Linked DNA regions of Homo sapiens: all the other regions are linked to region 3. A link is a loop called in an ENCODE intact Hi-C map of the cell type or tissue named here. Cell type or tissue: sigmoid colon. All regions are shown on one strand. Links, peaks and the distances in the headings refer to the core of each region. The heading gives the core; the rest is flanking DNA.

What was found. A loop is a pair of places that touch in the nucleus more often than their neighbours do. Peaks named below come from ENCODE experiments on the same cell type or tissue, not always from the same donor. Only the 100,000 strongest peaks of a DNase experiment are listed, where the experiment ranks them.
Region 1: it touches region 3 in a loop (3-fold over the local background); 3 of 110 quality-filtered maps call a loop at or near these places.
Region 2: a loop joins it to region 3, with 2.3 times the contacts of the local background. A loop is called at or near these places in 2 of 110 quality-filtered maps.

Annotation. Positions count from the first base shown.
Region 1 is chr13:26,483,757-26,491,855 of GRCh38, forward strand. No RefSeq gene overlaps it. Among named protein-coding and RNA genes, the nearest start is that of WASF3, 70 kb to the right of the region's middle. RefSeq lists an enhancer at 1,756-2,267. In sigmoid colon, for the core only: no CTCF peak of the experiment used is centred there; DNase peaks (open chromatin) are centred at 2,185 and 2,965.
Region 2 is chr13:26,324,070-26,332,168 of GRCh38, forward strand. All of the region lies in intron 1 of CDK8 (cyclin dependent kinase 8), which reads left to right. Among named protein-coding and RNA genes, the nearest start is that of CDK8, 74 kb to the left of the region's middle. In sigmoid colon, for the core only: no CTCF peak of the experiment used is centred there; no DNase peak of the experiment used is centred there.
Region 3 is chr13:26,419,957-26,428,055 of GRCh38, forward strand. No RefSeq gene overlaps it. Among named protein-coding and RNA genes, the nearest start is that of WASF3, 130 kb to the right of the region's middle. RefSeq lists an enhancer at 4,536-5,061. In sigmoid colon, for the core only: no CTCF peak of the experiment used is centred there; DNase peaks (open chromatin) are centred at 3,935, 4,515 and 6,035; H3K4me3 peaks cover 857 bases; H3K27ac peaks cover 4 bases.

The DNA of each region.
Region 1 (8,099 bases), core at 1,065-6,064, 64 kb after region 3:
GGCATCCCTAGCCCCCACCCAGTAGATGCCGGCTGCACACCTCCCCACTTAGCGAGAACAAACATGTCTCTAGACATTGTCAAATATCTCTTGGGGGACAAAATCGCTCCCAGCTTGAGGACTACTGAGCTACATAGATTAGATTGGTCACATTGTTGCCATCAAGCAGACCCACAATTCCAACCCTGTACCCTCTCCTGGGTCCAGCACCCTCAGTCCAGCCCTCCTGACTGGTCTACACTGTCTGCACCCTCATTTTTAACCCATTAGAAACTCACTTAGCTTTACTTAGAAAAACTAAAATCAGCAACTTTCTATGTAAACTAATAAAATATTTTCAATTAGTGCAGAAAACGAAGGCTCTTAAGGCTGGGGTCATTGCAAATAAGATGCCAATACTTTAGAAGGCAGCAGTGAGAGTTCCTGGAGTCTCCTCAGGCTGAGATCACTGTGGTGAAGGGTCCCTAGCAGGCCTCAGCAGGGCTCAGGTCCCTGGCTGTCCACCTCACCTCAGGCAGCTGGTCTGTGTTCTCTCTGCTCCTTCTCAAGTGCTGGTGAGGTCTGAGGGTCTGGGCCTTCGAAAAGTGCTGCTTTTCCTGAGTCTGGCTCAAGCCTCAGAGCTTGCAAAACCCATACTGGGAGTGAGAGCCTCTCCCCTCCCGTGACACCCTCTGCTCCCTCCCACTGGGGCACAGTATGGATGATCACACGTGGGTTTCTGCACGCTCCTCCTTCATTGGGTGAATACCATGTACCAGTCATGCTTGACATAGATGAGCCCCGTGAACAGGTGTGCGTCCCCTCAGAGGGGGGTGTCATGATGAATTCTGGTTTATGAATGAGGAGCAGGCGTTCAGGCACCTGTGCCCGTGGTCACAGGTGAGTCCCGATCTGCCTCTGGACTCATTGCTTCAGCATCTCTGCACCCACTGGGCAGTTAATGACACCTGCCTGGTCAGCCACCTTGTGTGATCTACCTGATCCAATGACAGGCTCCATAGGGCAGGAGCCATGGTCTAGAAGGCCGCGAGTATCTGCCAAGGCACTGATGATGTATGTAGCCCCGTGGATTGACTTAGTGGTTTCTCTCCTCTCTGCTGGGAAGGTATGTACTTTGCCTCTTGAAAAATCATCAGGGGGCCGGGTGTGGTGGCTCACGCCTGTAATCCCAGCACTTTGGGAGGCCAAGGCGGGCAGATCACGAAGTCAGGAGATGGAGACCATCCTGGCTAACATGGTGAAACCCCGTCTCTACTAAAAATACAAAAAATTAGCCAGGCATGGTTGCAGGCACCTGTAGTCCCAGCTACTCCAGAGGCAGAGGCAGGAGAATGGCGTGAACCTGGGAGGTGGAGCTTGCAGTGAGCCGTGATCGCGCCACTGTACTCCAGCCTGGGCAGCAGAGTGAGACTCCGGCTCAAAAAAAAAAAAAAAAAGAAAAAAAGAAAAAAAGAAAAATCATCAGGGAACTAGGGACTTAGTGTCTTTGTGCCTGCTCATGGAAAGGGCTGTTATTAATGTCACAATCATGCAGTCACATCTATGGAGATGACCCTTCTCCTGGGAAAGCCATGGAAGTCTTTGTTTGTCAGGAACCTGTGTGGCTTTCTTACTGTTTAGTGGACAAAATGGAAGCAGCACTTAAAATCTCATGCTGGAGATTTCATCCCTCTATTGTTTGGGATACAGAGAGTCTGTGTAACACACACATATCAAGAGGGAAGCTGGGCACCAGTCAGAATTGACGACGGGCCAGAAATCAGCAGGCTGAAGAGAAAACAAATATGGCTTCAATGAAAAACAGAAAGAACTGAGAATCAGATGCGAAAGCGCTGAAACCAGCACAGTGTGCGGTACTGTGGCGGCTAAAGGGGATGGGAAACGGGTCACAGGCCTCAGGGTTTCCCCCTGTACAATGGACACACTGCTATTGCCAACTGAGTGAGCTAGCTTTTGTAAGTAGCTTGAAATATTCATACCTAAACGTTATTTCTGTCCTCTGTCATCTGTCTTTTCGCTGTTACTCTTTTCTGGAGCCCAAAAGGGCCTTTTACCTTGTTTGTGCCCCAAAACGAGGAGTGTGCAGAAACCCACATGTGATCATCCATCCTGTGCCACAGTGGGAGGGAGCAGGGGATGTCACGGGAGGGGGAGAGGCTCTCACTCCCAGCATGAGTCTCACGCGCTCTGAGGCTTGAGCCAGACTCAGGAAAGGCAGCACTTTTCAAAGGCCAGGGCCCTCAGACCTCACCAGCACTTCAGAAGGAACAGAGAGAACAGGGACCGGCTGCCCGAGGCAAGGTGGACAGTCGGCGACCTGGGCCCTGCCGAGGCCTGCTAGGGACCCTTCACCACAGTGACCTCTGCCTGAGGAGACTCCAGGAACCCCCACTGCTGGCTTCTAAAGTATTGGCATCTTATTTGCAGTGACCTTCCATGTGTGTTGCCTGCCCGGGTTAATAGCCTTAAGAGCCTTCGTTTTCTGCACTGTTTAAAAATATTTTATTAGTTTACATAGAAAGTTGCTTACTTTACTCAGCTTTCTAATTCTTTAAGATCTGAGGCCTCTAGTTTACAACTTGATCCATTTTTAACCACCTTAATTTCCTTCCTGTTGTTGTCTAGAATTTTTCCCTTAACGTTTTGTCTTCTATCTTTAAAATTTTCCTCATTCCTTTTAGTGTGACTTATAAATCATTTTAGTTTCCTGAAGCTGACACCCTTTTATCATCCACATCTTAATTTTTACTTACCTGAATACATTTATTCGTAAAAACAAATTACTACCCTTTTATATCTCCTTCTCACATTTTGTTCGTCTTAATCTCTTTACTTGTTGCTGTTCCTTTTAGTTTCTTAGTTGGGTTAATATCTGCTTTCTTTTTTGGCTCTGGCTTGTAAGAGACAGGCAAGATGTGTGTGTCCCAGACGAGAGGATGGGGAGGGAGTGCAGGCTGGGAGTGCGGGCCAGGGACAGGGATCTCTAGCTGCAGCCAACTGTGCTCTGGCTCTGCTTTACACAGCTTCCATCCTCTTAGCCACAATCTTAATCTATGAGGACCGAGGTGCTGGTGCTCCTCCCCAGCGTGGTGACTATTAACCAGGGCAGGCGGCACACTTGAATTCATTCATTTAACAGATACCTGGTGCCACTGTGGGAACAAGGTGCCTCCCTCCCTGGCTTGTTCTGGTGGTGGCCAGACAAAAGCAAGCTTCCAGAGGTGATGGGAACCAGAAAGGACATTTAATAAAATTTAATAAAACATGAGACACAGGCCAAAGAGAGATGAAGTGAATAGCAGGAGGTTAGTGGACTTAGCAGAGAAGGTGGCAGAGCCCTGATCCTGATTTCTCTCTGTCTAAAGATAGGCAGAGTCCCTTCTGCATCAGCTGATGATGCCTGGGGACAGAGAACCAGGGAAGGTCTGAGGCAGGAGGCCTCAAGGACTTTGCAAGGAGCTTTGCTCTTTGTGCTTCTATGATGAACACTCATAACCATTTATTTCCCTTTGCTCTTCTGTTGTTTGTCTGTTTGGATCCATGGGACTTCTGGAAATAAAAATTGTTGGAAAATTCCATTTAGAAAGAATGACCAGAATGGTGTTGATGTGCCACTTGTATACTAACCACTTCCCCTTGTCAGGCACGAAAACATGAAAATCACATACAAACAAGCACAAGAAAGGGTCTATGCCACCTGGAGTGATCGGACAGTGGGGAGGCCGTGGACGGCCCCTGCTTCCTCAGGATGAGAGGTGGGCCACATTCTGCCCTCTCCTCTCATGCGGAGGTCAGTGCAGCGATCCTGCAAGAACAGGAAGGGACACGAGACCACACGAGGTTGGAGCAGCCATAAAGCAGAAAACCTCTCTCTCTTTGTGAGCACGTGTTGTAGGGTGGTTAGCCTAGAGAGGTAAGCCCCAAGAGTGTCATAACTATTCAGCAAGCTTCGTGGAACGGTGAGCATCCTTGGCCATCCCAGGAGTCTCCCTCCACCTGCAGGACCTCTGGCGCCTTAGCTGGGCAGGAATGTGTTTCCGGAAGTCCACCTTCAGATCCTTGGTTGGAGCTACAAAGCCAAGCAAGGGTCTGTCTACACGATGGCCCCAATGGGCAAACAAGGCAAGATGTCCCCCAAGTGGGCAAGGCCTGCCACAACCTGGGAAGCCAGCCAGCCGCTGGAATCTAGCCCGATCCCCTTCTTCAGCAAAAAAGTCAGACAAGGCTGGCCAGGCCAGCAGGCGACTCCAGGCGTGGGCTGGGAGGGAACAGGCTTGTCAGAGGGGGAAGGTCAGAAGACAAGCAGGGAGCAGTGATGACAGGCCCCCGTAAACCGCACAGGTGGCCCAGCTCCTTCCAGGGCCCAGGACAGAACTGATGAGGGCGACGCTCCACCCGGACCTCCATGCAGTGCCTCTGGTTTGACTTTAGGAAGAGAACGAGGGCTAAGTCTCCTGTGAGGTCTCCAGGGAAGGAGGCCATATAGAGGATGCAGAGGCAGGGCCCTGAGACCTTTTCTGAAGGGACCCTGCCTCCTCTCCCTCCTTGCAAGGCCACTAGAGGGTTCTCATGGGGTGGGGTCTTCTGCAGAGGATGGGGGAGAAGTCAGGTGGGACTCTCCCTCTTGCTTCAGCATTCACACAAATACTGGACCCCGTGGCTGGCCCCTCTGGAATGCTCAGCGCCTTGGAGAAAGGGGCGCCTGCGGCATCTTCCCGTCCTAAGTCTCACCTCCTCTGGCAAGGGTGTCACACTTCCAGTGGCCTCCCAATCGCCTTTTCTCAATTGGTCCCATTACATCCACATTTAGCTTAAGCGAATTCAACTGTAGGTGCTCAAAGAAAACTTTAAACGAAAAACAATGTAAATAAAGTGTGTGATTCTGCCAGCCCTTCCCCGCAATAAGCATATGCCCCAGAGAGCGGATCTGCCAACGTTTGCATCCAATTCTGAGCCTCTCCGAGGTGCGAGCATCTCGCACACCAGTGTTTAGAGTGACAATACATCTTTTTCATACAACATGACCTCGAAATGCAAGCCAAGCCGATTGCTTCCTCTGGTGCTCAGCCACAGAGACGGCCATCTGTCCCAATGCTGCAGGAAAACTGGCTGCGTTGTGTTTACTAGAGGCTGTGTTTCAGACACCAGCCTCTGATCTCCCTGGAGAATTCTTTTCTCCCAAGGTAATTTTGGTTAGACTTGATTTTCTCCTTAATGTTGACTTGAGAATCTACCTAACTGCTGTCTGAAATGCAACTCCACTCTGGCTCTTTTCCTACTAAGCTGCGAGCTCCTTGAAAGGTGGGCCATGTCTGCTTCATGTTTCCAATCCCAGCACATGCCTGGCACACAGTAGACATGGTGCCATGGAGGAATGAAGAGGCCAGAGCCTCCCTGAGGATAGGTTCCTGGCCATTCTCACTCATTTCCCTAAGGGTGGGCAGATTGAGATCTCCGAGGATGATTTGATTCCATTTCAGATCGGGATGAAGATGATGCAGCTCCTATCTATCTCTGCTGTTTTCGCCCACGATACCTTCTCATCTTTCTTTGGAGGGTCCCTGACAATTTTCTTCTGGTGGCCACTGCTGAGCAGCTGACACACACAGGGACTGCTCCATGCTGTCAACTCTTGCTTTTCGTAAGAACTTCTCCCTGGCACATAATAGGTAAGTGCTCAATAAACACACATTGAATGTTGAGTGAACAAATGAATAGAGAAATACCTAGTCTACCAGGTAACTACTCCTTAAGCTCTTTCCCTTTGATTTTCAGGCTCTTGCTAATATACAGCCCACTCTTCCCAGGAACAGCCTTTAGTAGAGTTTCCTAAGCACAGTGTGTGAATGTTACTTCTGAATTTATTCCTTCATCTCCTGATTTGGGTTCCTCCCAGCAGGGCGAATGGTAACCCTTAGATGGCTACAATGATGACACTGTGTTTGCCTCTATTCTATACATCCCATGATGGAAATAATTGTCTCTGTAAATCTGAACACCATGGACCACGATGGCCTCTCCTCCAATTGATCTGGACCGGAGGGCTTTTTGTCCAAAGCTCTGTCTCCTGGAGATTGTTATGTTAATTTCAATAGAAACCGCTTCATCGGCATCAGGTTCAATTTCATGTGACTCAGCTGGCCACCCTTTAGTTCCCTAAACTTGGATGCCATTGGAATCACATGGGGAGACCTAACTAGGTCTCGTTCCTGAGACCTAACCTAAGAGATCCTGCTTCGATTGGTCTGTGGTAGGGCCCAGGCTTTGGTGTATTGTAAGAGCGCCCCAGGAAATTCTAACAGGTGTCCAGGTTCAAAGAACCATTTCACCTAATCACTTCTCTCTGCCACTCTCTGGAAGATTGGATCACACCTTTCTTCCCTACCTTCCCTTTCCAAATGCTAACTCCCCAAGAGAGGATTGCCCCATCCTCCCAGCACCACGTGGACACACCAGCACTTGTACCCAAGTGCTCTGTCCTGGATCCCACCTCAATGCCAGCTTAAGCCTAAGTGGGGCTTCTCTCCCACTCTTGATCACTGTCTCTTGCCTGCACCATTCATTTCTCCTTCTGTACTGAATCCCTCTCCAACAGTGCAATAGGACCTCCTGTTTAAAATACTACGTCCTGCCGAGCACAGTGGCTCACACCTGTAATCCCAGCACTTTGGAGGCCGAGGCAAGTGGATCACTTGAGGTCAGGAATTTGAGACCAGCCTGGCCAACATGGTGAAACCCTGTCTGTACTAAAAATACAAAAATTAGCTAGCTGGGTGTGGTGGCACATGCCTGTAGTCCCAGCTACTCAGGAGGCTGAAGCAGAAGAATCCCTTGAACCCAGGAGGTGGAGGTTGGAGCGAGCCGAGATCGCGCCATTGCACTCCAGCCTGGGTGACAGAACGAGACTCTGTCTCAAACAAAAACAAAAAAACCCCACTATGTCCTAGTCACCACCTCCCTCCAGCCATGCCCCGACTCTCTGCTCCCTTCCATGCCAGTCTCCTCTCTTCTAGGCAGCTGGCTGCACTCTCACTGTCCACATCCTTGTCTGCCCTTCTGTTTGTCAGCTTTTCATCTCAGTATTGCTCTTGTCAAGGTCACCAGCCCTGACCTCTATCTAGCCACATCCAACGGTCACTTCTCACCTGCATCTCATAGACCACTGGTGCTGTTTATTCTCTTGGCTTTCAGGTTCCACACTCTCATCTCTCATTTGCCTCATTGGATACTGGTCTTAGGCTCTTTTGCTGGATCCTCCTTCTCTTCTTAACCTCTAAACATTTGAAAGCCCTAGGCTCAGTCTTGGCTGTGTTCCCTGCTCTCCTCTACCTGCACATGCGTTAGAAGTGCTCCTGCCCAGCCCCAGAGGTTCAACACCGTCTATTTCTGAGCTATACAGTATGGCAGCTGCCAGCCACACGTGGCTACTGAGCACTTGAAATGAGGCTGGTCCAACTGAGATGTGCTGTCACTGTGAAAACACACCCAATGGTGACAACTTAATATGGGAAGATAATGTAAAATAGTAATGTTTTTGTATTAATTACATGCTGAAGTGATAACATTTTCGGCTAAGTAGAATATGTTAAAATTGATGTCTTTCGATTCTTTCTACTTTTTTAAAACAGGGCTGCTGGAAATTTTTAGATTATCTCTAGTCTATACGGTGATGACGCCTACATTTTCTAACTCTAGCCTCTGGTCTCTAGGTTTTAGAATGTTGTACTAATCAGGGTTCTCCAGAGAAACAGAACTAATAGTGTGTGTGCATGTACGTGTGTGTGCGTCCGTGTGTGTGTGTGTGTGTGTGTGTGTGTGTAGAGGTTTATTCTAGGTAATTGGTCCATGTGATTATAGGGGTTGGCACATCTGAAATTTGAAGGGCAGGCTGGCAGCCTGCAGACTCAGGAAAGAGGTGATGTTGCTGGAGTCTGGAGGGAGACTGCTGGCAGAATTCCTTCTTCCATGGGAGACCTCGGTCATTTTCTCTTAAGGCCTTCAACTAATCTGATCGGATAAGGCCCATTCGTTTTACAGAGGATCATCTAATTTACTCAAAATCTATTGACTTAAATGTTTATCTCATCTTTAAACAATTA
Region 2 (8,099 bases), core at 1,318-6,317, 96 kb before region 3:
TAATGTTAAATATTAGTGTTTAAAGGATCCTAGAAATAATTGATACAGAGTGCAAGAGTGAGAAGGTATATTAATTTCTTTAAATAGAAAAGTTTGTGGTCAGATATTTTTGTTTATAAACTCAGGCATTTGTTTATAACCTCAAACATTGTGTTGCTAATGGTGCAATAAAGACTCTCCATGTGAGGCAGAGTTGTAATGATTTTAGATCTCATCTTATTTTTTCAACAACTAGCATTCATAAAATATTTACAGTTAGTATTGTTGACGGGGTAGAAAGTAGCTTTGATTTGGTGACTATATTACTAAAAAGATAGAAATGTTAGAAAGTCGATTAAGGAGACAAAGACATTTTTAGGATGTCTTATTAGCACATCACTCTTGAGTACTTATTTATAGTAACACTTGGAGTATAACATGAACACTTCAGAAATGTTCAGGTGCATTCACATGCCTGAATGTAATAGTACTTTTAAGAAAAATATGTTTCAGGCCAAGTAGAAATAAATTAGGCAGATCTATGAAATAGCAGGAAATACTAACCATTTGAGTGCAAAAGTATTCGTGTACATTAATTTCTGTTTTTAGGGTTGCCCATATCTTCTAGCATGAGTGTTAAGGAGAAAAGAATGATTATAAATGATCAATGTCAAAATATGATTCTTGAAGATCCAATAAGTTTAAATTTTTTTTTCTTAATAGAGTTGTTAAGGCAAATGACTTTGGGAAGATAATTTAAGAAAGACTGATTGGTAAGTAATTTAATGGAAAACCTCCACATTCTAGTTCTGATAATGTACTGTAATTTTATAACTGAAACAGACAAGAAAAGACCAAGTGTTTCTTTCAGCCTCCAAGACAAATATTTTTTTAAGCTCTGCTGTTTCTCCAAACAAGGTAAAGATGAATTTGAAGTATAAACCTGGCTTGAATTTCATGAGATAATGCAGAGGAGAGGTATTCATTGCTAGGTTTACAAGAAGGCTTGCAACTTCTTGGAGCTTGGCATCTGGAGCTGCCAGGAAACTTGAAAGTAATTCCTGTTGAATCTGTCTTGTTCAGTGCCATATCTCAGAGATTATAACAGTGCCAAGCACAGGAACTTCCCCCAAATTGCTAGGAAATTCCCACAAATCTAGAATTAATAGTTCTAATAATCTTTTGAATAAACTTACATCATTAACTAAAAAGTTACCTAGTATATTTCATTTGTCAGAATGATCAAAAAAGCAGTATGTGTTAATATGGCAAGGGACCTTAAACAAAATGTAGCATAACTAGCTAGAAAGTGCTCTTTCAGGTTTTACCTCATTTAAAAGAAAGTGTTGTTTAATTTGCTTTGATGCATTGTAATCTTGTGTAAGATTATTGGGCATGATAAATGATAAATGCCACCAGGAGTGCACCTGTAGCCAAAACTTATTAGCCTGCTCTAGCAAGCGAGAGCTCACGCCAGATGAAGTATGAGGTATCTCGGTAAGAAAAGAGCAAGTTCTTTATAGGGATTTGGCTTGGGCTGAATGATTCTAAGGAAAGACTAGGGGAAGTAGAACAGATCTGGATTGGATATTGTCATGAAGGGAGGTCAGTTTGGGAATTAGGTGCTTCAGTATTCCGTTTGGGAGGAGTGAAGCAGGGCTGGGTTCTCTTGGTACTGGCCGTGCTACCGATCTGTTAGGGAAATAATAATATGATTATCAGTGGGGTTCATTTCACTTTCTCATTCCCTCCTTTTGGCCAGATTCAGGGTATTCAGATCATTGTTCAATGAAATACAGATCTTTACCATTGTTAGGAGATAGGAGATTATTAAGACAACCTCATCTGTTGTTGGACTGAAGTCAGTTCTTCATGTATACCTTTTGTTATTGTTTTAAGGTTAGCTGTTGAGTCATCTGAACGAAAAATGGCTGTACACATTTAAGGTTCTGGAGGTCACATTTGAGTAATTTAACACTGACAAATGCTGAGAGATTATTAACAGAGTTTGTATTCTACTTCTAAGCCAAGAGCCTTTGTCCCTAAGTGTGGTTTTGGTGTTGACAAAAACTTTCCTAAGTATGACATCATAGGGGTATCTGTCCTGTTTACTATTTTTAGTTTACTATTTAAAGAGTTGCTTAGTAGTTAAATGTAATTGCCCAGGAACTAGAGTAAGCTGAGTTGCACCCAAAAGAAAGTGGCTACAATCTCAACCATTGGTTTGATTGCATATTTTAGTTAAATCACGAGCAAATTGTACCCTGACAATAGACTCATACAGACAGTGACTAGGGATGCACAAAGCAATATTATGGGTAAGGTCTTATAGGTATCGTTGTTGGAGTTAACAAGTGCCTGTTAACAATTCAGAAATTTAAACCAAAGGAAAGACAATAGCTTGGACACAAAATAAGAGCATACAAATTAAAGCATGATAATTTATGGTTCTGGCCATCTAGATCTTTGTTCCATGGGTCCTGAGTAGAAGCTGTCTCTTTCGTTCCTTTTGATCCAGAAGTCTTGGGTAGAAGCTATATCTGTCTCTAAGATCATCTTCTTCTGGAAGATTCTTAAGAATCTTTAGTTTGAGGTCTCTGGCTGGGACAGACCTTTAGTAATTTGAGGATCTGTTGCGATGCTATAATTCAGAGCCAATGTGTTTTACTGCTGCATTAGTTGTTAACAGAATCTGGCAAAGTCATTGGAGTGTGTTCAAGTGCAGTCTCTGTCTAATGATGCTTCAAAAATAGCCAGACACCTAATCTACGGCCATATACAGCTGATAGTTGTTTCCATCAATGATAAGATTCAGCAGCCCTGGAAAGTTATTATCTTAACTAGAATTAATAGAATGGAAAAGAATGGATCATCTAGTGGCATACAATACACAGATTCAGTCAGTAATTATGCAGGGGATTAGACATATTATGAATAGTGAGGAATCTGACAAATCTACGTGGCCCTTTAGTTTCTATCATCAAGTGTACCTTGATTGTCCATGATTAATAAGGATACTGAAATCTAGAAACAAAAATCAATTTGAAGTAGTTATTGTACCAGTTTTTGTATATGAGCATGAGTTTGCCTTTTTTCAACTTAAAGTACATAACCATTGAGGATATATTCATTAATATTTTATTTGCATATAATTGATTTATACAGCCCAAATTTCTCTTGTGATTTACCAAATAAATTAATTTATCAATAAGAATTTTTATAATTTTGAATTAAATAACATTGTAGGAATGTTGACCAAATCTAATTATTTCTATTATCCTTCCTTTTTTAAGGTAAAGGAATAAATCTTTATGTTACCTCCTGGCCATTCCAGAAAATTTAAGGATGTTTTAGGCGTAAAATACGTTTTATTAGCTTTGTTATTCTGAATTTGGGACCTAAGTCTAGAAGGGTTTTAAATGATACAATTGTTAACCTGAGTCATGATACCCAAGGTAAGAAATAGTTCTAGGCAGTTTTTGAAAATAAAGCAAGAACAACCAGGTGCGGTGGCTCATGCCTGTAATCCCGGAACTTTGGGAGGCTGAGGCAGGTGGATCACCTGAGGTCAGGAGTTCGAGACCAGCCTGGACAACATGGTTAAACCCTGTCTCTACTACAGATACAAAAATTAGCTGGGTGTGGTGGTGGGTGCTTGTAATCCCAGCTACTCAGGAGGCAGAGGCAGGAGAATCGCTTGAACCCGGGAGGTGGAGGTTACAGTGAGCCGAGATTGCGCCACTGCACTCCAGCCTGGGTGACAGAGCCAGACTTTGTCTCAAACAAAAATAAAAAGAAAGAAAATAATGCAAGAACAATAATTGTTAGGACCTTTAATTGTTTTAAATAATGAAATTTTATTAAAAATGATTTAAAATATGGCTAAGGCCCAAGAACATATATTTAAGAGCTGTCTTTTTTTTTTTTTTTAACTTTTGCTTTCTTTCCCTAGTTGGAAATACTGTGGTCACTAAAAATACCAAAGATACCACACCAAAGCAACTTAGGCTGTTCATTTAACATCTCTAAAGCATTCGGACCAAACTGGTTTATTATCTTGCACAGCCACTAAGATTTTATGTCATAGTCCAGCATTCTCACTGACCTTTCCCCCTTAATAATCATCATACCTCAGCATGCAATGGCAGTTGTTTATGATCTTACACATTATCACATATTTAAGATAATTAAATCTTAGACCTACACATTAGCCTTTAGGTAATTCACAGTTCTTACTATATAACTAAACACAGTGATTATGATTATTTCAGCTGTTTTGTTTTCCTTAAAGCATGTCTTTTTCCATGAAAGAAGTAGTGTACTGCTTTACAATCTGGTGCAAGCTCCTTGATCTGGTTGACTGTTCCAGAATATTTTCCTATCTTTGCAACTGAAAATTTAATTCTCCAGAACAGGCTCCTAAACCCTAAACCACAGAGCTTAAACCCTAAACCACATCTGTTGACAATGTAATCAGTATATAACAATTTTATACAATGCAGAGCTAGTCTAGAACTTCTAGCTTGCAAAACTCATTTTGAGAGGACCAAAGGTCTCCTGATTACTGATCCCTTTCTAAGTGATTTGTTACCCATCCCCACTGGAAGCTTGTAAAATGTAAAATGTACTGTTTGTCTCCACTTTTCTGAAATATGTAGATATTGTGTCTTGGGATAGGCCTATTTTCATTTATTTGGGATGGGAATTTGGTAGACCCTTCCAGTTTTGGAAATTATGTCTTTCAATTTGGAAGTTTTCTTGAATTGCTTGAATTGCTCCTCCAATTTTCCTATTTTTCTTTTGCCCCTCTCTCACTTTGTCTCCTGCTATTCTGTTCTAGGATATCTCCTCCACTTTGTCTTCCATTCAGCCATTTCTACTTCTAGCATATTTTATAGTCTCAATTCTCTGCCATTGCATGATTTTGCTGTGTAAGTCTAATTGGTTCTTGGCTTTCTTCACTGTCAACTTCTGATTTTGTTTTCTTGGATCCTCTTAATCAGCTATTTTTTGTCCATTTGCTTTCTAGTTTCCACATTTTTATGCTATCTTCAGTCTCAGTTTTTATACTTATCGTCCTTATGTCTTTTAAAAATTCCCTTTACCATAGTTTAAATAGAGTTTTAGGAAGCAGTGTAGTTTGATTTGTGTGCTCCATACTCTCTTTTACCAAAACACTGCTCAGTTTTTTAACCAATCCTTTGCGGCCATTTTATATTTTCATCTTACTCCTCCCATCTCTTAAAGGTGAATTTTCATCATGGTCCCATCCTCTTATTTTTGGTTTTCTTACACAACACATTTTCCCTCAGCTTTATTTTTTTAATATAATATTTTCTTCTTAACTTATTTTGGACACTCTACATACCTCTTTTGAGACAGGTGCCATAAAATACCCCCATCTTACCTTGCCTATTTCTGTTTTTTTTTTTTTGTTTTTTTTTTGTTTGTTTTGTTTTGTTTTTGTTTTTGAGACAGAATTTTGCACTTGTCGCCCAGGCTGGAGTGCAGTGGCAGGATCTTGGCTCACTGCAACCTCCGCCTCCCGGGTTCAAGTGATTCTCCTGCCTCAGCCTCCCAAGTAGCTGGGATTACAGGCACCCACCACCATGCCTGGCTAAATTTTTGTATTTTTTGTACAGACGGGGTTTTGCCACGTTGGGCAGGCTGGTCTCAAACTCCTGACCTCAGGTGATCCGCCCACCTCGGCCTCCCAAAGTGCTGGGATTACAAGCCTGAGCCACTGCACCCGGCCGCCTATTTCTAAAATCTCATCTGTCCTCAGGGCTGTCACCGGTAGCCATTTATTTTGTGGTATGTTTAGTGATATTAAACTACTTGCTGCTAGTCTTTACTATTCTCTGAGCATGGCAGACCCTTTCCATGCTTCTGTAGTTTTGTATATACTGTTTCCACTTCCTGGGGTGTCTCATGTAACTACTGATTTATTTCCCCAGGGCCTCCCTCTCTTCCTGACAAACTTCTTAAGTCTTTTTGTGTGTGTGCGTGCCCAAATTTATGAGTTACATGAGAACATTTGTTACATGTATATAATACATAGTGATCAAATCAGGGAATTCTGGATGTCTATCATCCGACTACAGTACTTTTTTGTTAACTGTAGTCATCCCACTCTGCTGTCAAATGTTGAATTTATTTCATTTATTTATTTTTTTTATGAGACAGAGTCTCTGTCGCCTAGGCTGGAGTGCAGTGGCACAATCTCAGCTTGCTGCAACCTCCGTCTCCTGGGTTCGAGTGATCCTCCTGCTTCGGCCTCCCTAGTAGCTGGGACTACAGCTGTGCACCACCATGCCTGACTAATTTTGTGTTTTTAGTGGAGGCAGGGTTTCACCATGTTGGCCAGGCTGGCCTCAAACTCCTGACCTCAAGTGATCTGCCCGCCTTTCCCTCCCCAAGTGCTGGGATTACAGGCGTGAGCTACCACGCCCGGCTGAATTTATTCCTTTTATCTTACTGTATGTTTATACCCTTTAACCACTTTTCATTCACCCTTTTGCCTCCCACTTAACCTTCCCAGTCTCTCTGTTATCTGTTTTTCCACTCTTCCTTCACGTGTTCACATTTTTTTTTTTAGCTCCCACAGGTTAAGTGAGAACGTGCAATATTTGTCTTTTCGCGTCTGGCTTATTTTGCTTAAGCTATTTCCACCATGTTGACCTCCAGTTTCGTCCATGTTGCTGCAAATGACATGATTTCCTTCTTTGTGTGTGTGTGGTTGAATAGTATTCTATAGTGTATATATACCACATTTTCTTTATCCATTCATCTGTTGATGGACACTTAGGTTTATGTCTGTCTTTGGTATTGTGAATAGTGCTGCCATAAGCATGTGAGTGCAGGTATCATTTTGATACATTTGTTTCTTTTTGTTTTAGTGGATACCCAGTAGTGGGATTGCTGGATTGAATGGTATTTCGATTTTTAGCTTTTTGAGAAATTGCCATGCCATTTTCTATAGTGGCTGTACTAGTTTACATTCCCAGCCACCATGTGTAAGAGGAGTTCCCTTTTCTCTGTGTCCACACCAACATCTGTTATCTTTTGTCTTTTTAATGAATGCCATCCTCACCGGGGTAAGATGGTATCTCATTGTGGTTTTTATTTGCATTTCTCTGATGATTAGTGATATTGAGCATTTTTTTCATATACCTGTTGGATCTTTGTATGTCTTCTTTTGAAATGTATCTATTCATGTCCTTTGCCCACTTTTCAATGAGATTATTTGGTTTTCTCCTGTTGGGCTGTTTGAGTTCCTTTTATATTGTGGATATTAGTCCCCTCAGATGAATAGTTTGCAAATATTTTCTTCCATTCAACAGGCTGTCTCTTCACTATGTTATTTCTTTTGCTGTGCAGAAGCTTTTTTGTGTAATAAAGTCTCATTGTCTGTTTTTGGTTTTGTTGCCTGTGCTTTTGAGGTCTTAGTTATAAATTCTTTGCCTAGATCTTCTGCATGTGGCTATCTAGTTTTCCCAGCATCATTTATTAAAGAGGGTGTCCTTTTCCCTGATACAAGTTTTTGTCAGCTTTGTCAAAGATAAGTTGGCTATAAATATGTAGCTTTATTGCTGAGTTCTTCATTCTGCTCCATTGGGTTACTTATCTGTTTTTCTACCAATACCATGCTGTTTTGGTTATAGCCTTGTAATGTGTTTTGAAGTCAGGTAATGTGATGCCTCCAGCTATGTTCTTTTTGTTCAGGATTGCTTTTGACTATTGGGGCTCTTTTTTGGTTCCATACAAATTTTAGGATTATTTTTTCTGACTCCGTGAAGAATGGCATTGGTATTTTGACTGGGATTGTATTGAATCTGTAGATTGCTTTGGGTAGTATGGTCCTTTTAACAATATTGATTCTTCTGATCCATGGGCCTGGGATGTTTTTCCTTTTGTTTATGTCATCTTTAATTTCTTTTAACAGTGTTTTGTAGTCCTTCTCGTAGAGATTTCCATCTCCCTAGTTAGATTTACTCCTGGGTATTTTAATTTTGTTCTAGCTTTTTAAGTGAGATTGACTTCTTGATTTCTTTCTTGGTTGGATCATTTTTGATACATAGAAACAATACTTTTATACGTTGATTTTGTAACCTGCAACT
Region 3 (8,099 bases), core at 1,145-6,144:
CTGGAACTCCTGGGCTCAAGCAGTCCTCTCACCTCAGCCTCATAAGTAGCTAGGACTACAGGTGTGTGCCACCATGCCCAGCTATTCTTTTTTTCTTAGAGATGGGGTCTCACTATGTTGCCTGGGCTGGTCTAGAACTCCCGGCCTCCAACAATCCTCCTGCCTCGGCCTGTAAGCCTAACTTGTATATGCATTGGGAAACCAAGCAATTCATGTGACTGACTTTATTGTGTTATTTGCTTTATTGCAGTTGTCTGGAACCAAACCCACAATATCTCCAAGGTGTATCTGAATATGGAGCAGTGGCTTTTCAAACATCCTTATCTCCAACTTCTAGTATCTCTGTTATTTTTGGATCCAGGTTTATTGATTGATTTTTCTTCCATTTAGGAGTCATATTTTTCTTCTTCTTTGTATGCCTGGTAATTTTTTATTGGATGCTGAGCATCATTAATTTGCTGTGTTGGTTGCTGTATCTTGTTATGTTTGTTTAGTGCTGGATTTTGTTATGGCACACTGTTAAATCACTTGGAGTCAGCTGTATCCTTTTGATGCTTGCTCTTAAGCCTAATGTGTCAGGTCCAGAATAACTTTTAGTCCAGGGCTAATGAAGCCCCACTGCTACAGAAACATTCTTCTGAGAATTCTGGCAGATGCCCCAGCTACAACTCTTCACTGGTAGAAACACGGACTATTCTCAGCCTTGTTTGAACTCTAGGAATTGTTCTGCCTACTCTTTTTCAGGATTCTTTGTCTGACCTCAGATAGTTTCTTGTCACGCATACACAGATCAGTACTCAAAGGCTGGACAGAACCCGCTGTGTGTTTCCAGAGCCATGTCCACTTCCCTGCCGTAGCTCCCTCTTTCCCAACACACCTTTTCTTAAATTCCAGCCACCTTAGCTTTGATCTGTTCAACACACAAAGACCACTGGGTTTTATTTGGATTTTCCTCTCTGCACTGCAGCCTGCCAGCTGCTTTTAAGTGGTAAGCTCAGGCAATAATAAAACACACATTGCTTCTCAGGAATCACAATACTGTGCTGCCTTTTGTTTGGTGTCTGAAAAACGTTTTTAAATACATTTTGTCCAATTTTCTAATTGTTTAAGGGGGTAGGGTAAATCAGGTCCCATTACTCCCTCTTGGCTGGCAGTAGGAGTTACAGCTGGTGACCATTTGTTAAATGGGTGCAAACTTGAAGCTGGCTCACAAATTTCTTAGCATTGAGGTACACCTGAGTTTGATCCTGATAAGACAATCAATGCATTGTCCTGAAATTTATGAACATGATATCCATAATTGCCCAATATTTTGTCCGAATATTTTTGGACCATGCTCAAACCACTAAGCAGTCTGGTATATAATGTGAGCCTTTGCTTTCCCAATGAGGAGATTGATAAAAGAAAGAAGAAAAAAATACATCTCCTTTAAGGGCTGGAGACAGAATGCTTAAATATCTACATTGCAGTGTTCAAGTAAGTTACAAATATATAAAATTACACACTAGATCAACTAATACATTATTTTAAAGGATTGCCTTTTCCCACTCTTGCTGAATCACTGAAATGATTCTATTTAAATTCTCATATGCATTTTTGACTTTAATAATTTATTTTTCATTGCTATCATCTGAGTTATCTAAAACATCATCTTTGTGCCATCGAAGTTGCTTGAGCTTCAGCACTATCTGACTTTCTATGTATGTTGCTGGACATTTTACCCAGGCGGCAAGTGTGCATTCACGTTTCAGGAAACAGCTAGTTGTGTCGTTTTTTTTTTTTTTTTTTTCCATTTGGCAGTCACCATATGCAAGACATTTACTGTGTGGCTTGGTAAGTAATTTTTTTTTTTTTTTTTTTTTTTTGAGACGGAGTCTTGCTCTGTCACCCAGGCTGGAGTGCAGTGGCGCGATCTTGGCTCACGGCCACCTCTGCCTTCCAGGTTCAAGCAATTCTCTGCCTCAGCCTCCTGAGTAGCTGGGATTACAGGTGCCCGCCACCATGCCTGGCTAATTTTTTTTTGTATTTTTAGTAGAGATGGGGTTTCACCATCTTGGCCAGGCTGGTCTTGAACTCCTGACCTCGTGATCCACCCGCCTTGGCCTCCCAAAGTGCTGGGATTACAGGCATGAACCACCGCGCCCGGCCTTGTAAGTGATTTTAATAAGGCTTGTTTCCAATACAATACATCCAACAAATTGTAATTGAGTGTATTCCACCCCCAAGAATAATTCCTGAATACTAAACCTGTTCAATGTCTTGTTCTCTTTTTCAAACCATCTGTTCCATCAGATGACCACTATATTCATCCAAAACTAGCATTTCAAGGTTAGTTTAGACTAGGGTTGCATGATAATATCCAGGGAGCCTGGTTAAATTTGAATTTTAGATAAACAACAAAAATGTTTTGGTATAATTACGTCCCAAATATTGCACAGAACATACCTATACTACAAAAAAAGGTAGTTTATCCGAAATTTAAATTTAACTAAGCAACCTGTGTTTTTATTTGCTAAAACTGGTAACCATATTTTTTTAAATCACTGTGTCTTCCTCAACTAACCAATTTGTAACCTATTCATAACCAATCCATTTATAAGATATTGCTTGTCACTGATTTCCCCTATTTTGAATAATAATGAGAGAAAAAATTTACTTTTTATTTAGGGATATATAGTAATTTTTACTGTCACTTTCTTGCAAAGGATGTAATACCATAAGCACTCTTGAATATATTTGGAAGTATTTTTCCTGAGAGGTAGCAATTAATTCAGGGAACGAAATATTAGAAGATTGGTTTTACCAGTTCTCTATGCTATGAAAGCACACATTACGAATTAAAACATGGTATTCATTAACACAAGTTTGAACTAGGTAAGTATGTTCATTTCTCTTTCCACATTTTCAGAATTATGCCTCCGATTCTTTTGGCATACCAGCGTGTTTCAAAGGCAAATGTCATCTTTATCACGACCACCCTGCCTACACAGATTGTGGGTTTCCTAGGCCACACGTACCAGGAAAGTCATTTAAATGGCACATTGTAGTATCTAGGAAGAAATGTTCCTTTCCCTTTGGTTGAATTGACTGTTAAGCGGGGGGAAAATACCCAGAAATCTCAAGGACTGAATTTCTTCATAAAACTAAACATGTCTCCATTTATTCTTAGGCATGGTGACTCTAATACTTTCATTTTCCCCTTCTGTATTATTTAGAAAGAGTAATTCAATTTCCCCAATACTTCAGAATCCTGATGGAGTGTCAGATCTTCAATAACTTAACTTGTTCTGTCATTTTATTAAATTAGGGAAAAAAATAACCATTTGCTACTTTTGATTGCATTTTAGAATCTATAAGAAAGTGCTAAGTTTCTCTGTGGCTCCTGCGTGTCCTCAGTTAATATCAAATTGTCCCCAGCTTGAATCATTTCCCATGATTCAGAAAATCATTTTTCTTCTGCCCCTAAGGATACAAATTGGAAATAAAGTGATAAAACTTGGAAGAAATGCAATAAAACATCCCTAGGAAGCTTGAGAATCTTAGATGAAGCAGTTGGTGAGTTTAAGATCTTGCCCAGATGTGCTGAAAATATCCTTTCCACACAGTAAAAATATTCACTGCCTTCTTAAATTCAGTGACGTTTTTCTTTTTCTTTCTTTCTTTTTTTTTCTTTTTCTTTTCCTTTTTTTTTTTTTTTTTTTTGACAGAAAGGCAGCTGCTGTTCTTGCTGGCAGATGATAGCACTGGTTCCAAGGAAATCAGAATGCTTGCTGCCTTTGAGGCTGATGCAATGGGGAGGTCTAGCAACTTCTTTATACCCTGGCTTAAAAGGACTTTCTCCCAACACATTCCTATCCCTAAAGAACATCCCTGCTTTCCTTTCCAGGGCATTTCTTTCTCTCCAAGCCAGCCAGACGGTTCTCTGCCAGGGCCCATAGCCCTGCACTGACATTAACCAGAGCTGAGTCCGCCCTGCAGTCCTGCTCCTCTCTCACATTCAGTACTCGTTTTTACAGGAAAGAAAAGCTCATGTGTGCTAAGTCAAGCATTTTTAAAAAGAAAAAGGAGTTTGAAAGATTCATTTCACAAATGCTATTTCCTTTGCACTTGTTCCACCCGCCCCCCGCCCACAATTCTTAAGGGCAGGTGCACCAGAAACCATGATGTTTATGGCATTCTCTCTCATCCAGTAACTCCCAAACCAAACTGAAAAGATGCCAGACAGTCTTCCCTGTATACCATGGTTTCTTTCAGGGTTTTTGATACTGAATGAGAAAATGATGATGTGTGGGTTAGAGTCAGACTGAAACTGGGCCATCGGCTCCTTGTCTGAGGAAATGTCGTGTCCTGGCGGAGGGAGCGTGGAACCGCTTTCTGGCCTGAGCTGGGCTCTTGGGACAGAGTTGGCAAATGGCTTCACTTCTCTGGGTCTCAGATTTTCCCTCATGAAGTAGGAGGAATGGGGAGCACTAGATGGAAGCAGGCAGATAACTTCTGGAGCTGAGGCTGGCGTCCGCCTAGGGCCCCGGGCCCCACCCGCACGGGTAAGCTGAGCCTCTGAGGGGGTCTGCGATGGGACTCACATGAGCCACACAACACCCCCGTTCTCCTGCCGATATCCGCCCACACTCTGGGAGCTCCTGGGGGCAGGAACAGCCTTATATCTCCCCCCACCCCCAACAGCACCAGGCACATCTCTGTTGTCTATAAGGTGTCGATCTAACATATCCACAGCCTAGCCCCTGTTGTAGGAGTAAGGATATCAGGGGTAGGATACCTACCACACTGTGTCCTAGCAGCCTGGTTGCTCATCTGTCTTTCCAATTACTCTCATCTCCAGAAGCTAGCATGGTGCCTAGCTCTGGGTGCCATTCAGTAAGTTCCACAAAGACCAAGAATGAGCTCCTATACTTAGGAAGTTTCTGCTGCGTACCAGCCACCATCTCACCATTTCATTTAATGCAACAATCCTAGGACATCAACTCTATGATTGTTCCCACTTTCCAGATGAGAAGCCCGGTGCTTAAGAGGTTCACATTGTGCCTATGATGCACAGCTTTTGAGCAGAGCCAGGATGCAAATCAGGCCCATCAGCCTCTAGAATGTGCACCTTCACCCCCACAGTGAGGGAATGAAGCTGCCTTGTTCCATTAAGGTGATGGAGGGAGGATGGAGGAGCAGAGAGACCGCAAGAAGCCAGGGGCCTGACAGGCACCTATGCCCTGGAAGCCTGATTCACCTCTGGACTTTCAAGTTACACAAGCAGGTAAATGTCTTTATCCTTTAAGCCATTTTTGACTGACTTTTGACTGTTTGCAACAAAAGCACCAGCAAGCTGGATATGAGATTCCTCATCCACCACTACCTCCTCTGCTTACAGATTATTTATAGATGTGCTTCTTTTCTGGAGAAAAATATTCTTTAATGAAATTTTCATTGATATTTATCTTACACTACTCGGAAATCAAACCATATCAGTAGATTACTTTAATCATCAGTAGATGATTAAAAAGGCACTCACATGCCTTTTTGTTTTTGTGATTTTTTTTCATCTTTTAACTTCTGTGTTTATTTCATGCTCCTAAGAGTTTATGAAAGTCTCCCACTCCACATCAACACAGAGGTAACATTTATTTCTCAGTGGTGCATTCCAAGAATAGTCTGTGTTTGCAAAGCCCTCTTACGCTCATTTCTGAGCTCATTTATTTATTTAAGAGCTGCACAATCCCAGCCTTGTCCTGTAGTGGAAAGAGATTCTACCACGTTCAGATAGCAATGACTGGTTTAGAAATGATTTGTCTTAGTCCAAGCCAAAGTCTCTTCTGCATCCTTGATTATGTCTAAATGATGCTCTTATCCTTAAACAGAACCCACTTTCTTAGTCCACCAGGAAGCACTTGATTTATTTACCAGCTCCAGGGAAGGGAGGAAGCAGCCGTCCAAAGGGTAATCACACAGCCAGGTGAGCTGCCACTGAGCTGTGGCCCGGGAGAAAATGGTTTTAAGTGCTGAACGGGTTTGGTGTCGTGCCAGCCTGCTTGCTAAGGAACTCGCTCAGTCCTGCCTGGGAAATTAGATGGGCAGGCAAGTAAGTATTCAGAACGCTTCCAAAGGGGGACACAGGCAGCTGTCATTGTCCTGGCCACGGGAGACAGTCACAAGGGGACAGTGCTCACAGCACATGTGACCTGGAGAAGAGAGACCCAGGAGAGTGCAGTTGTTCACAGCAATCCAGCCCTCAAGGGTAGAGAGCCTGAGGCTCCTCCTGGATCCATAAAGAACTGGTTTCCCTAATGAGTGGCTTGGATGATTCATTTAAGGGACAAGTACAGCCAGTGAACAAGATGGAAGCACCAGATGTCTTAAGGCAGACAGATATCTTGATTGAGTCTCCATAGGACAGATGACCACCCTGGCCCATCAGGTCCTGAGATGCCACACCCCAGCTATGTGGATTAAGGGGGCACTTTCCCTGAGAGTTGGCCAGAGCTCTAAAAAGAATTCCAGGTACAGATGCAAGATTACAAATTAATAGGACAGCTCTTAAAACTTCATTCATTCACTGAAGCCTGCTATGCACCAGACAACATGTTGGGTTCCAGGGACGCAATGAGAGAGAGAGAGTTGGGCAAGTTGGGGAGAGTGTGTGTGTTGCAAGCCTAATGACAATTTAAGTATGCTAACCTAGCTCCTTATTCAAAGGCATGTTATAATTCCTCTCCTAAAATGAAAATGTTCTGATTTAAAGCTATCCCTCTATTTAATACTTAAACACTGGAGGGTTCAAGAAATAGGCTGACCTGAGGGTTTAGGAAGCCTCAGAGTAGCTGGATTCAGCTTTTGAGACTCCCTGAATGGGATTCTACAGATGCAGGACCAGGGCCCACACCATCCCCTGAGTGACAGGGCAGCCACAAGCATCCTCCACTTCCCTAGCTCCAACACCACTTCCTGACTTGCTCCATGTGAATCTCTACCACTCACTGTGACATGTCCTGCAAAGTCCATTTGCGGCCACAGGGTCCACCCACTTCTCTGTGGATGAAAGAGGGTGGGGATTCCTGGAGGAATTAGGGTATCAGGCCTCTCCAGAGCTGCAGCTTGCAAACAAGAAGCAAAATAGACGAGAGATCAGGTAGCAGAGGGAGTGAAGGAAGTGACATGAATGGCTGGAATCATTCCTAGTCTCCACTCCAAAGATCTGCATTCTCTGGTGGGTCCAAGAGTCTGTATTTTTAACTCCTGGGTGATTCTGATGCAGCAAGTCTTGGGATCCTCAGGCCTGAATGTCCCACAAGCCAGAAAATTAGCCCCTGAATCCCAGTTGCTTTTACATAAAGTAAGAAAGTATGTGGATGGCCACTGGGACAGAAAGGTAGAAAGAGTTTCTGTGGGGCCCCAGGATCACTGAGTTCTAGTCCTGGCTCTACCCATACTGATAATATCGACCCAGTTGTCAACACCTCTGACTTCAGTTTTCTTACCTTTGAAGTAAGAAAATTGGGTAAAATAATCTCTAATCAAACTGAGAAAAAAGACACTAATTAGTTACACAAAAACCTATGAAAGTGTAAAACTCATGGATAAAATTAAGCACAGAGCATGGTGGCATGTACCTGTAGTCCTACCTATTCAGGAGGCTAAGGATTGCTTCAAGCCAGGGGGTCAAGACCAGACTGGATAATGTAGTGAGACACCATCTCTAAGGAAGAAAGAAAAGAAAAGAAAAGAGAAAGGAAAGGAAAAGAAAAAGAAAAAGAAGCACACAGTCACATTCAGAATACCTTAGTACTGTAATGGTAGTATATAAATCATTTATATCTTTAGCATCAAGGTTAAAAGACAAAACTATTAAAAATAAAATAGCTGCAATAATTTGTTAAGGGATACACAATATAAAAAGATGCAAATTGTGACATTAAAAACACAAAATGTAAAGGAGTTGGAGTAAAAGTGTAGAATTATTTTATGCAATCAAAGTAAAGTTGTTATCAGCTTAAAATAGCCTGTAATAACTATGAAATGTTTTATGTAAATCTTATGGTAACTACAAAGCAAAAAATCTATAGTAGATACACAAAATATAAAGTGTAAGGTAT